Regions from separate parts of the Homo sapiens genome. Here region 2 is linked to region 1. Evidence: chromatin contacts called from ENCODE Hi-C or POLR2A ChIA-PET data. All regions are on one chromosome and are shown on one strand. Each heading gives the region's core, a stretch centred on a gene start or an enhancer-like site at or near the end of the contact. The rest is flanking DNA. Distances are from core to core; before and after follow the strand shown.

Region 1 (5,357 bases), core at 1,260-3,759:
TGAAATCTCGAGCTGTCCCGCTCCATCCCCCCAGTCTCTGGGTCATCAGACAGAAAACACATACAGTATATATAGGGTTCCGTACCATCCTTGGGATCGAGCATCCGCTGGGGGTCTTGGTGTGTATCCCTGTGGATAAGGGGGCCTACTATAATTTCATCCCACTGAGGTGCCATGGCCCAGGCCAGCAGGGACAGTCACAGCTGTGGACGGAACACCACAACCACACGTGGACGGAACACAGCGGGACATCAGGCCAGTGTCTTACAGGTGGCAGTGGTGAACATCCAGTGAGCTGAAGTGGTGTTTACTAATGCAGGCCTTTCCGACCATCTGCTTCCAAAAGCTGACCATTCCAAGTCCAGCAATCATAAATAAAATAGCAAAATAATAACTCACTAAATTAAAATTGTAAACTTTTATATACCAAAAAACTATGACAATCAAAAATTTTAGAAGAACCAGGAAGAAAATATTTACAATCTGTTTTGCAATGGGTTAATGTTCTTACTAGAAAAAGGGCCTTTAAAAAATTTAAAAAGACAATTACCCCATATGGGCAAAAAATATGAATTCATAAAAGGAGAAATTCAGTTGGTCAATAAACGCGTGAAGTGTTGAACTTCAACAATAATCTAAGGAATTAGAAATAAAACAGAAGGATATTATTTTTTATTAAATTGGAAAAAATACATAATTATAAACCCCAGTATTGAGGAAGGTGGGGGAACCAGGCCATCCTATTTGCCAGAGGGAAGAAAAGCTGCACAAGCTTTCTAAAGGAATTTTGATGGTAGGTAAGAAAAGATCTAGGACTGGAAATACCCTTTGCATGAACAATTCCACTTCTAGGAATTATCTTAAGTGAATAATGGCAGAGCTGCCGAGCAACAAAGAAATTCATATCAGCTTCATTAATATTGGCGACAAAATTAAAATGTCCTGGGAAATAGGTGGGATAAACTCTGCTTGGTCCATATGCTGGAACACTATGCAGTCAGCAAATGTGTGTTGTAAGTGGATGTTTAATAAAGTGACGGCCATGATTGTAGGATGGAGCAGTTCATACGATCTCAGGTTGGAAGATCAAAGTGTGTGTGTGCATGCACGGGTGTGTTTGTCTGGAGAGACAGTGGCAAGAATGAATGTCTCTGGACCAAAAGTTGATGAAAGAGCTTCCTTTCCTTCTTATGTTTTTTTTTTTTTAATTTCTAGATTTTCTACAGATGCCCTGTATTACTTCTGCAATTTGAGAACACAAATCCAGAGGTGCCCAGTGCTTTGTAAAGATAGTGTGGCAGGCACATGCTGACCGACCCTCCCTCCAGAGAAGGGCAACTACTCCCAGTCCCATCATAAGGTGGTGCAGTGAAAATACAGCTGCCATCCACATAGGAATGCCCTCACCGCAACCCCCACTCGGTGTTAGGACTTAGGTACTTGCTGAAGTAATACAAAAGAGTGGCCTTCAGAATATATTTTTGTATCTTCTGCAATCTACATTAAAGATGCCCGTCCATCATTTTCAGAAGAGGCCTTTCGTGTTAGGATAATTCAGAAGGATGCACCCGGAATGTACCAGCGCGGCTCCCTGATGGAGCTGGCGACGTCCTTTGGCAGTGAGGGCTGTGCGGTTTCAGCTCTCCTGGCTGGCCTTTACCCGCTGGGCAGTTCCCAAATGGCGCTTCATGATGGGACTGGCGCTCATCCTCACACTGTTAGTGTTAGCATCCTCATTTCTTCTGCCTTTTTTTCACTCCTCTCTACGTAGTTGGGGATATCTGTTGTTAACCATAAACCACTTCAGCTTTGGGGAAGCAAGTGGGAAAAAACCTCAATGAACCCCTTAGCTGTTCCCCGAACCCAAATTGAGAAGAGGTGCTTTGACCCCGACTCACTCAGTGGAGCTAGAAAAAGCCCTTTCTTAGCTACTAGAGACGTTTTATTCACTTTTTACCAGGATCAAAAATGAAAACCACGTGTCCCCCTGGCCTTGTATGATGAATGACAAATGTGTGGGACTGAGGAGAGGTCGGCCGTAGAGTAGGTCTACCCCCTATCCTGGGGGCATCCCTGTGTGCCAGCTTCTCCAGAACCTACAGGGAGGAAGCACCAGGCGGCACCTCCCCAGAGGCTGGAGACCAACCAGGCACAGAATCTCTCATTTCCTTTCAGATTCTTCGCCATAATCTAATTTTCGTTAAGCCTGTCTTCCTTTACACCCTGGGCTACATTTGACGCATATTTCTGGCAAATTCTGGGACCACCTTTGCCAGATGACCAAATCCTTTTCGGAGAGATGACTGAAATATTTGTAAGTTTCCATCAGCATGGGGGGAAGGGGCTGGAGGTGAGGGGGGACCTCTCGGGCTGTGCCGTGGTATCCTCTCTTCTCCACATTACACCCCAAGCACGCGACTGTGAGCGGCGATCGGGGCCTGATCCTCAGTTCGAAGACACAGATGCTCACTGCTGTAGAGACATAAAGAAACCAAGAGGTTAACTGCCAGGGTTAGTCCCCTCCGCGGGCCTCCTGCATGAATCAGAGCCGACTGGGAGCAGGAGTGACTCAGAGCCGTGGCTTTTTGTCCTCTGGCTGTGCAAATAAACAGAGCAGGAAGGTTTGAATGGGCCAGGCCTGGAGCAGAGTGCAGGGTTGGAGGCGGCTCCCAGTTCCAAGGCGCGCCCCACCCGGCCCCCAGGCCAGGTCAGCCTGGGGAGGGGAGAACTAAGGGCACCAGGCAGCCCACCCGGCCCGGCCAAGACCAGCAGGACAGGGGCCCAGAGGCTGGTACCCTCCGAGGTGCGGGAGAAGAGGAGGTGGGAGGGTGCGGGGCCGTGGCTTGCTCTGTGGGGACACTGCCCTGGGGTCCACCCTGCCGCGGGGTCCACTTGGTATAGGCACCCACCAGGCCTGCACCCTACCCTGGGAAACACCTGTGGGGCTGTCCCCTTCTCTGAGCATCTGTGAGGGGTTTTCCTCTCCTTAGGGACCCCTGGAAGGTCCAGAGTGCAGGGTGTGTGGCCAGGCCAGGCCTGGAGATCCGCCAGGAGCAGAGAGCTCCGGAAGGCCTGCCGGGAGGACCTGGAGGATGCATCTACTGCCAGGCTCGGTGGGCCTGGCCACCCGAGGGGCCTCTTCTCTCCCCCTGCAAACTGACATAAAGGGTTTGAGAAACGATGGCAAAGCCACACGGGGTCACTCCACTCGTTGAAAGTCCACCCAGCAAGCATGCAAGCACTGGGCAAGCAAAATTATTTTCATCCTCAGAATGGTCCAGTGAGCTGGGTGCTTTCACCCCCATTTCACAGCAGGGGAAACTGAGGGACCTACGTAACTCCTCAGCTGAGAGCATAGACAGAGCTGTGGGCAGAGCCAGGAAGCAAACCCAGCCAGTCCAATTATCTAAAAAATGAGATTTTTCCCTCCATGCCAAGTATGGCCCCATCCTACTGAGTCGGGTCATTATGTCAGGGCTCTCTGCTTTAAACGACGGCGCACAGGGACCTCCCCATGCAGCAGGGAGTACCCCGGAGAGTGAGGGGGGCCTGGATCCAGCCGGGCACCTGTTGGCGTTCCTACACCCCTGCAGTCTGCTCTCAGGTGCTCCTGTGTTGGGAGCAAGGCCTGAGGCGCTCGTGTCAGGATTCCCTGCGGGAGATCGGGTAGCTTCAGCCTGGGCACAGAAGCCTCTGGGTCCAGAAGTGAGCAGATCAAACCCCTGCCCTACTCACGTCACCCACCTGGCGTCTCCTGGCTTTGGGTGGCCCAGCCACATGCCTGCAGGTTGAGTCTTTGAATTTGCAGGGCCAGGGCCAGCTGTGCCATCTGGTCTTTTGGAACTTTTTTTTTTTTTTGCTGTGGCATTAGACAGGCATCCCCTAACCCAGAGAACCCTCACTACCACTGCTCAGAGGTCCCTTTTTATACGTGGTGCCAGTGAATACACCAATTTAGATGCTCTGTGTAGGTAGGAAGCAATCCCCACAGTCTGTGCGATGTCACCTTGTGTGGTGGAAATGCCATTCGCTGTGATGAACCCTTTCCAGTCACTCCACCGTACAGTGCCCCGCCGGGGTCGGATCGGCCCTTCTTCCTGGTCCCATCTCCCGGGATCTGCTGTCCCCTCTTCAGGCCCTTCTTTGTGTGGTTAGCCTGGGGTACCTTTCCCAGTCACTGATCTGACTCCGTCGCTTAACCTGTTAATGGAATAGCATGGACGATGCACCCCACACTGCATCTGGTGTTACTGGGACCCACTGAATGTAGGTTCCTTTACCCCCATTTCACCTGCTGCCAGCAGGATGGCCAGGCCTGCCAGGCACCGCCCAGGTTCCCCATGGCACGGGCCCTGCCTGCTCTTCTGTGAGCTGCCTCTGAGCCCTGGGCACCCTCCATGGCGAGCTCCCCAGGCCAGGAGCATGTCTGTCCTTTTCACCCTGTACCCAGCACTTGGAGCAGTTGCCAGTAAGAACAGGGGTGAGGAGATGAGCAAACCCACATGCTTGTTCTTAAAGCATGGCACCTTCGGCCAGGCACAGTGGCTCACACCTGTAATCCTGGCACTTTGGGAGGCTGAGGCAGGCAGATCACGAGGTCAGGAATTCGAGACCAGCCTGGCCAACATGGTGAAACCCCGTCTCTGCCAAAAATAGAAAAATTAGCTGGGCATGGTGGTGTGTGCCTGTAATCCCAGCTACCTGGGAGGCTGTGGCAGGAGAATTGCTTGAACCCGGGAGGCGGAGGTTGCAGTGAGCTGAGATCGCGCCACTGTACTCCAGCCTGGGTGACAGAGCGAGACTCCACCATGGAAAAAAAAAAGAAAAGCACGGCGCCTTCATGTTCCATGCCTTCACGCTGCTCTCCCTTGACTGGAATCTCCCTTGTGCCCGACAGGACTACCTCCAGTGTCCCCTCCTTGGGGAGCCTCTAACCACCCTGCTGGCATTTGTGGTGACTCCTGAGGCCTCGTATATCCCCTAGCGGCCTGGCAGCTGCGACGGTTTGTCTGCCTGTCACCCCGGGAGCACCTTCAGGACTGTGTCCTTGTCATGTATCCGGATGCCCGGCTCAGCCCATGCCCTGCACAAGTGGGGGTCATGGAGGGAGCCTCTGTTTCCCCACCAAGTACACCAAGAAACTACACTGTGTCTGATGCAAACGCATGTTTTCTGTGCATCTGTGATTTACAATTCCCTGGCTGCCTTCCAAGCAGAACGCACCTGGCAGCCTGGGGGTCTTGTGTTTGCCCCAAACAGAGGAGCCAGCCTCTTGTTTCGAGGGCCTTTTCCGTCCTCGAAGCCAGCAGCTGGAGGGAAGGAGGCTGGCTGTAACATTGGAGGGGCCACAACCCCCG
Region 2 (5,357 bases), core at 1,138-3,637, 84 kb after region 1:
CAGCTTCATAAACGATGTCCCCTAAGAAAAGATTGAGTAAGTACCACTTTCTCCATCTTGGTCTGTTATGGGATCTTTAGGGTGTTGCTTTTCTGGCCAGAAACCTCTGTGGCCAGTGGTACCTTTGCCCGAGTTCTTGTCCTGTGTCCAGGAAGAATGAGGTACACAGACAAGTAGAAGGTAAACAAGATGAAGAGGAGTTTTATTGAGTGTTAGAATAGCTCAGAGGAGACCCACAGTGGGTAGCTCCTCTCTGTGGGAAGGTCGTCCTGTTGAGTGTTCAGTTCTCAGCAGAGAGGAGGCCCTGGAGTGGGCGGTTCCTCTCTGCAGCTGGTTATCCTGTTGTCTGCCGCTATCAGCAGAGATGGTAGCTCCTCTTTGCAGCTAGTCATCCATCCTTTCTGTCATCTCTCTGTCCTCTGTCCTGCTCTGGCTGAGCCTGGGGCTTTTTTGGGCCTCAGAGCAGGGAAGTGCATGCTGATTGGTCCACAGGCAGCCATGCATGGGCCCAGGAGAAAGCACCATGATGTCCCCCTCTGGTCCTCAGAACTGGCAGCCCAGCCCCCAGGCTTTATGCCTGCCCTGGCCTGAAGCTGGGGCTTCACTGGGGACCCTCCCCCTTCTGCCCAGGAGCCTGTCTGCCTCCCGTGGCCATTCATGGCACCCAGGTTGCTGGCACCAAGGGGCACCTGCAGGCCAGTGCCCAGCTGCCCTCAACTCTCCTTCAGCTTCTCCTCCCATGCTCCTCAGTGCCCAAAGTCCAGAGGGGGCTGAAGGGGCAGGGGGCTGGCATGTCAGCACTGCCCCAAGTGTGTGCACACCTGGTTGGGCTGTGAAAGTGCCTGGGCTTGGCCCCACCTCTGCTCTGAGATCAAAGTGGGTGCCAGGAGTGGGGAGAGGCTAGGCAGCAGGACCAGAAACCACTGAGCCTGCAAGGACAAGGGTTCCTTCCCAGGCCCCCTCAAGAGTGCCTTCCCAGGCCCCCCCAAGAGTGCAGGGATGCCTAGGTCTGCAGCCCCAGTTTGGGTGGCTACAGCTGTGCCTGGGGCAGGGGCGGGGCTCCTGCCTGCTCTGCAGAGCGGGATGCCCAGATCTGCAGCCACAATTTGGGCGGCTGCAGCCCCCTCTCAGGAGGGCAGAGCCCCTGCCTACTCAGTGGAGCAGGAGGCCCAAGTCTGCAGCCACAATTTGGGTGGCTGCAGCCCCCCCTCAGGAGCACAGGGCCCCTGCCTGCTCAGTGGAGCGGGAGGCCCAGGTCTGCAGCCACAATTTGGGTGGCTGCAGCCCCCTCTCAGGAGGGCAGAGCCCCTGCCTGCTCAGTGGAGCGGGAGGCCCGGGTCTGCAGCTTTGGGCAGCCGTGCTTAGGGCAGAGTTTGCAGCAGCACCTGGGGAGCTCCCATCCCAACTTGGAAGAGGTGGGGCTCTCACTTGTCTCCAGCTCCCGCTGGTTCCACAGAATGTGCAACCCCAGCTGCACCTCCCTGTTGCAGCTGATGTGATGGCAGCGGCAGGCCGCGTGGCACAGCCACTGCCATCAGTACTAATACAGGTAAAATAGATATGCAGCAAATTAGGTACTTACCATAGTGGGTTGAAGAGTAGCCTGCCCTGCAAATTCATGTCCACTCAGAACTCAGAGGGCAACTTTATTTAGGAATAAGGTCTTTACAGATGTAATTAAGGTGATAATCTTGAGATCAGATTATCTGCATGCGGGGTAGGCCTCAAATCTCATCACTGTTGTCCTTATAAGAGGAGAAGAGGACACAGAGACACAGAGGGAAGGCCGTGTGAAGACAGAGCAGAAGGCAGAGATTGGAGTGCTGCAGCCACCAGCCAAGGAGGGGCGGAGCCACCCAAAGCTGGGAGAGGCAGGAAGGAGCCTCCCCAAGCCTTCCAAGGGAGCACGGCCCAGCCCACAGCTTAGTTTTGGACTTCTGTTCTCCAGAGCTGTGAGATAGTGAGTTTCTGTCATTTTACGCCACCCAGTTTGCAGTTACAGTGGCCCTAAGAAATTAATACCCAGGCACACACAACCAAATCCACAAACAGGATGGACAAGGCCCCCTCAGACATCGATGAAAGCTCCGTTTTGGCCCTGACTGGTTTCTCTTCCTCTTCCCTGGTGTGGTTAACCTCACTGACTGGTCCCAGCTTCACCTCCAGCTGTTGGTTACACTCCCTGACCCACACTGTTTCCCAATGGACTGAGGATTTCTAGATTATTCTCCATGGCTGTGAACATTTTCAGAGTTTGCAGTTCATTGTCAGCTAAATGCAGATTGAACTCTGAGTCCGAGATCACACCTGGCAGGTGCTCTCTGCAGAGTCACCCACTCTGAGCGCCGCCCAGGAAGTGTTGGTCTCCAGAATGCTCTGCCTCTCTGCAAGATGAAAAGAGTTTGAAAGACCTTCCCAACATGAGTCAGAGATAGAAGGATGTCCAGGCATCGTCACTCTTGAGTCCTCCCAGTTACTCAGCACCAGTCACACCATGACCACATCCTGGGCTGCTGGACCCAGCTTCCCCTCCCCTCCTATGGCCATCCCACTCCCTCCTCCACTCCTGTCCCCACCTCTCCATCCTTTACCACAGCAGTCTGGAGCAAGGTTTGCTGTGAAACTGTTTCTTTCTGTATGTGGCCAGTAAAAGCACTTTAAAAATTTGTTGAGTTTTAAAAATTGGGTGATTTTTCATTGTAAGTTGTGTGCAGTATTCCATTTGTCATCCCTGAGGAGGGATCAGAATGTCTGGACTGAACACTTGCACGACATTAGATTAGCTCATCATTGGTGCTGTGGCTGAGGCTAGCTCACCATTGATGTGCAAATGAGGCTAGCTCACCCTCAGTGTGTGGATAAGGCTAGCTTACTTCTGGAGCTGTGGATGAAGCTAGTCACCGTTGGAGCCACTGATGAGGCTAGCTCACTGTTGGTGCTGGTGCTGTGGATGAGGCTAGCTCACCATCAATGTACGGATGAGGCTAGCCCACTGTTGGAGCTACAGATGAGGCTAGCTCACTGTGGAAGCTATGGATGAGGCTAGTTCACCATTGCGTGTAGATGAGGCTAGCTCACCCCTGGAGCTTTGGTTGAGGGTAGGTCATCATTGTGTGTGGATAAAGCTAGTTCACTGTGGAAGCTGTGGATGAGGCTAGCTCACCCCTGCACCCATGCCTGAGGCTGGTCACTGTTGGTGCTATGCAGGATTCCATCCTCATGCCATTCTGAAGGGGGCAGATTCTCCCCCTGGAAGCCACCTGCAGGGTGAGGGAGCACTGTCTCCCAGGTGGTTTCCTGGCAGGGACGGCTCCACTCTGCATCCAGCCTGGCTGTGCACCAGCATAGCTCACTGTGTTTCTTTCCTCTAAGATCATCCCCGCAGCTAAAACCCTGTGGCCACTTTTCCTGGGTGCTTTTCCTGCCGGAAGACAGTCCTGTTTAGGACAAACTTGCATTCCTTTGTTCCCAGCTGACTCAATGTTCAAACAATACAATAAAAAAGTGTCTTCCTTAAAAAGAAAAAATTCAAAACCAAACCCAGTCCTAAATTCTCACCAGGGTAACTATACTGGATTCTTTGGCTCCTGAAGCTCCCAAAGACCCTAAGCATGACATCTCCTCCTGGCATGTCCAGGTCTGGTGTCTGCAGGCATCAGTTGGGCCCCTGGAAGGTTCGCTGGAAGTGGTGGCCTTTGGGATGCAGTTGAACGCCTGGGTTGTGAAGATCTCTTTACTGGAGCAACTGGGGCGCACTATCTGTCTGGGGGTGCTGCAAGATGGGATCTTAATAACCACATGCTGCAGGTTGCCAACTGTCCTTCTGGCCTGTGTCCAAGACCAACGTTTCAGAATCTGCCTTGGTCCCGTGGGCCCCACATGCCCACTGCCTGGAAGAGCAGAGGGGACTCCTTTCCTCAGGCATTGCAGGCTTGGTATGCCCTTGGTCCCTGAGGCCACCATGTAAGCAGATGCCCTCACTGACACCCCTTGAACCCTGGAAGGGGGCCCCTGATAAACCCCCCATGGGGCTGTCTTTGAACTTCAGGGCTGCTGGAGCAAAATGACTTCCTGGGAAGCCCGCTGGCCTCGGACGCAGAAACCTGGATCCTGAGTGGGCTTTCTCTGGCGAACAGCTCCGGCTTTGGACAAGTTTATTAACCTCTCTGGCCCTCAGTTAGTCCATCTGAGACAGGGGCAAGGCCCAGGGTTAACCTTCAGGAGAGCCTACAGCTCCAGATTGAGCTGCCTCCTGCTTACAGTTAAAACATTGATGAAAATTTACCAAAACACAAAAACTGGCCAACCACACTAAAACTTGGTAGAAGAGCCAATTACTAAAGTATGGGACAGATGCTGATTCTGCCATCAACAGAAATGTGCTGAGCCGTCATCCCGAGCTGCGCACACTGCAGGCGGCATACTGAGCCGGAGGACGGAGGAGCAGCTCCCACTCACCCCACTGGCTGCTCACCCTGGGAGGCCCCCAGCTGCCCGATGTAGAGCTTCCATCCTCCTCCGGTCCATCAAGGGACCACCGAAGCCTGGACCCTGCTGGGTTGAGCAAAGGAGCTGGGCTTTTCCCTCCTGGTGCGTCACGTGACTTTAGGAAGGGCTGTGAGGCGGGCACCTGGAGGGACAGCTTCCTTTGCAGAAGAATCTCAGCCTCTCCATGACTGCTGGGGAGACCAAAGTCCCCAGCTTGGGAGCAGGCAAGATCTCACCTCCCAGATGCCAGGCCAGGGCTCTGCCGCCAGCCCTTGCTCTGGCGTAGATGGTGGAGCTTGCACACAGCGGGACCCGCCCCTGCAGAATGAAGGCAGCCCCAGAAAGAAAGGGCGAGGACACCATCTAAATTCCTCCCTGGACAACAAAGATCACAAGCAAAGCTCTGTGAACTGGGCAGGGCAGGGAGGCTCCATCAGTGTTTGCTGAGTGAATGAATGCAGGAAAAGAAACTTAAATCCTGAGAGGGAAGAACAAACCTGATAAAGCATCTCAAATGAGCAAGAGAACAGAGATTAAAATGACAAGAAAACCATTTGCTCAAATAATAGGAAATAAAGATACACATTAAAAATAAGAATTGACAAATAAGAGACCAGACCCTGTGAAACTTCTTAAACATCATTGGAGAGCACTTTCACAATTACCAAGGCTGTGTGAATTTTCTTCTTGATTGTTCCTTTACTGCTGATTTTTTGTTTTAATGAGTTATGGTGAAATATGTTGCTATAAAGTCTATCTTTTGGACTTAATTAAAGCTTCTTTTCCCGTGGTATGGGAATTTTTTTGGTAAGCATTCTATGAATGCTTAAAAAGAAAATTTAGAGACGAAGTTAAATATCTGCTAATCA

The links. Hi-C counts contacts between places; a loop is a spot of excess contacts on that map. ChIA-PET counts read pairs that join two places held with the same protein, here RNA polymerase II (POLR2A). Pooled maps may share reads with other maps.
Region 2: a map of PC-3 shows a loop between it and region 1 (4-fold over the local background). The contact joins two enhancer-like sites. A Hi-C loop is called at or near these places in 2 of 168 maps with a recorded cell type or tissue (MCF 10A and PC-3) and 5 of 50 pooled maps. POLR2A ChIA-PET finds 5 or more read pairs at or near these places in 3 of 52 experiments (AG04449, BJ and PC-9).

Annotation. Positions count from the first base shown.
Region 1 is chr2:238,861,847-238,867,203 of GRCh38, forward strand. The region is part of intron 1 of TWIST2 (twist family bHLH transcription factor 2); the gene reads left to right. Among named protein-coding and RNA genes, the nearest start is that of TWIST2, 16 kb to the left of the region's middle. RefSeq lists enhancers at 2,362-2,656, 2,926-3,543. Within about 2 kb of position 2,510, at least 20 of the 41 ENCODE cell types and tissues checked have a DNase peak (open chromatin) inside an H3K27ac peak, as active enhancers do; they include PC-3, where a contact is called at or near this core.
Region 2 is chr2:238,946,149-238,951,505 of GRCh38, forward strand. No RefSeq gene overlaps it. Among named protein-coding and RNA genes, the nearest start is that of LINC01940, 23 kb to the left of the region's middle. Within about 2 kb of position 2,388, at least 6 of the 41 ENCODE cell types and tissues checked have a DNase peak (open chromatin) inside an H3K27ac peak, as active enhancers do; they include PC-3, where a contact is called at or near this core.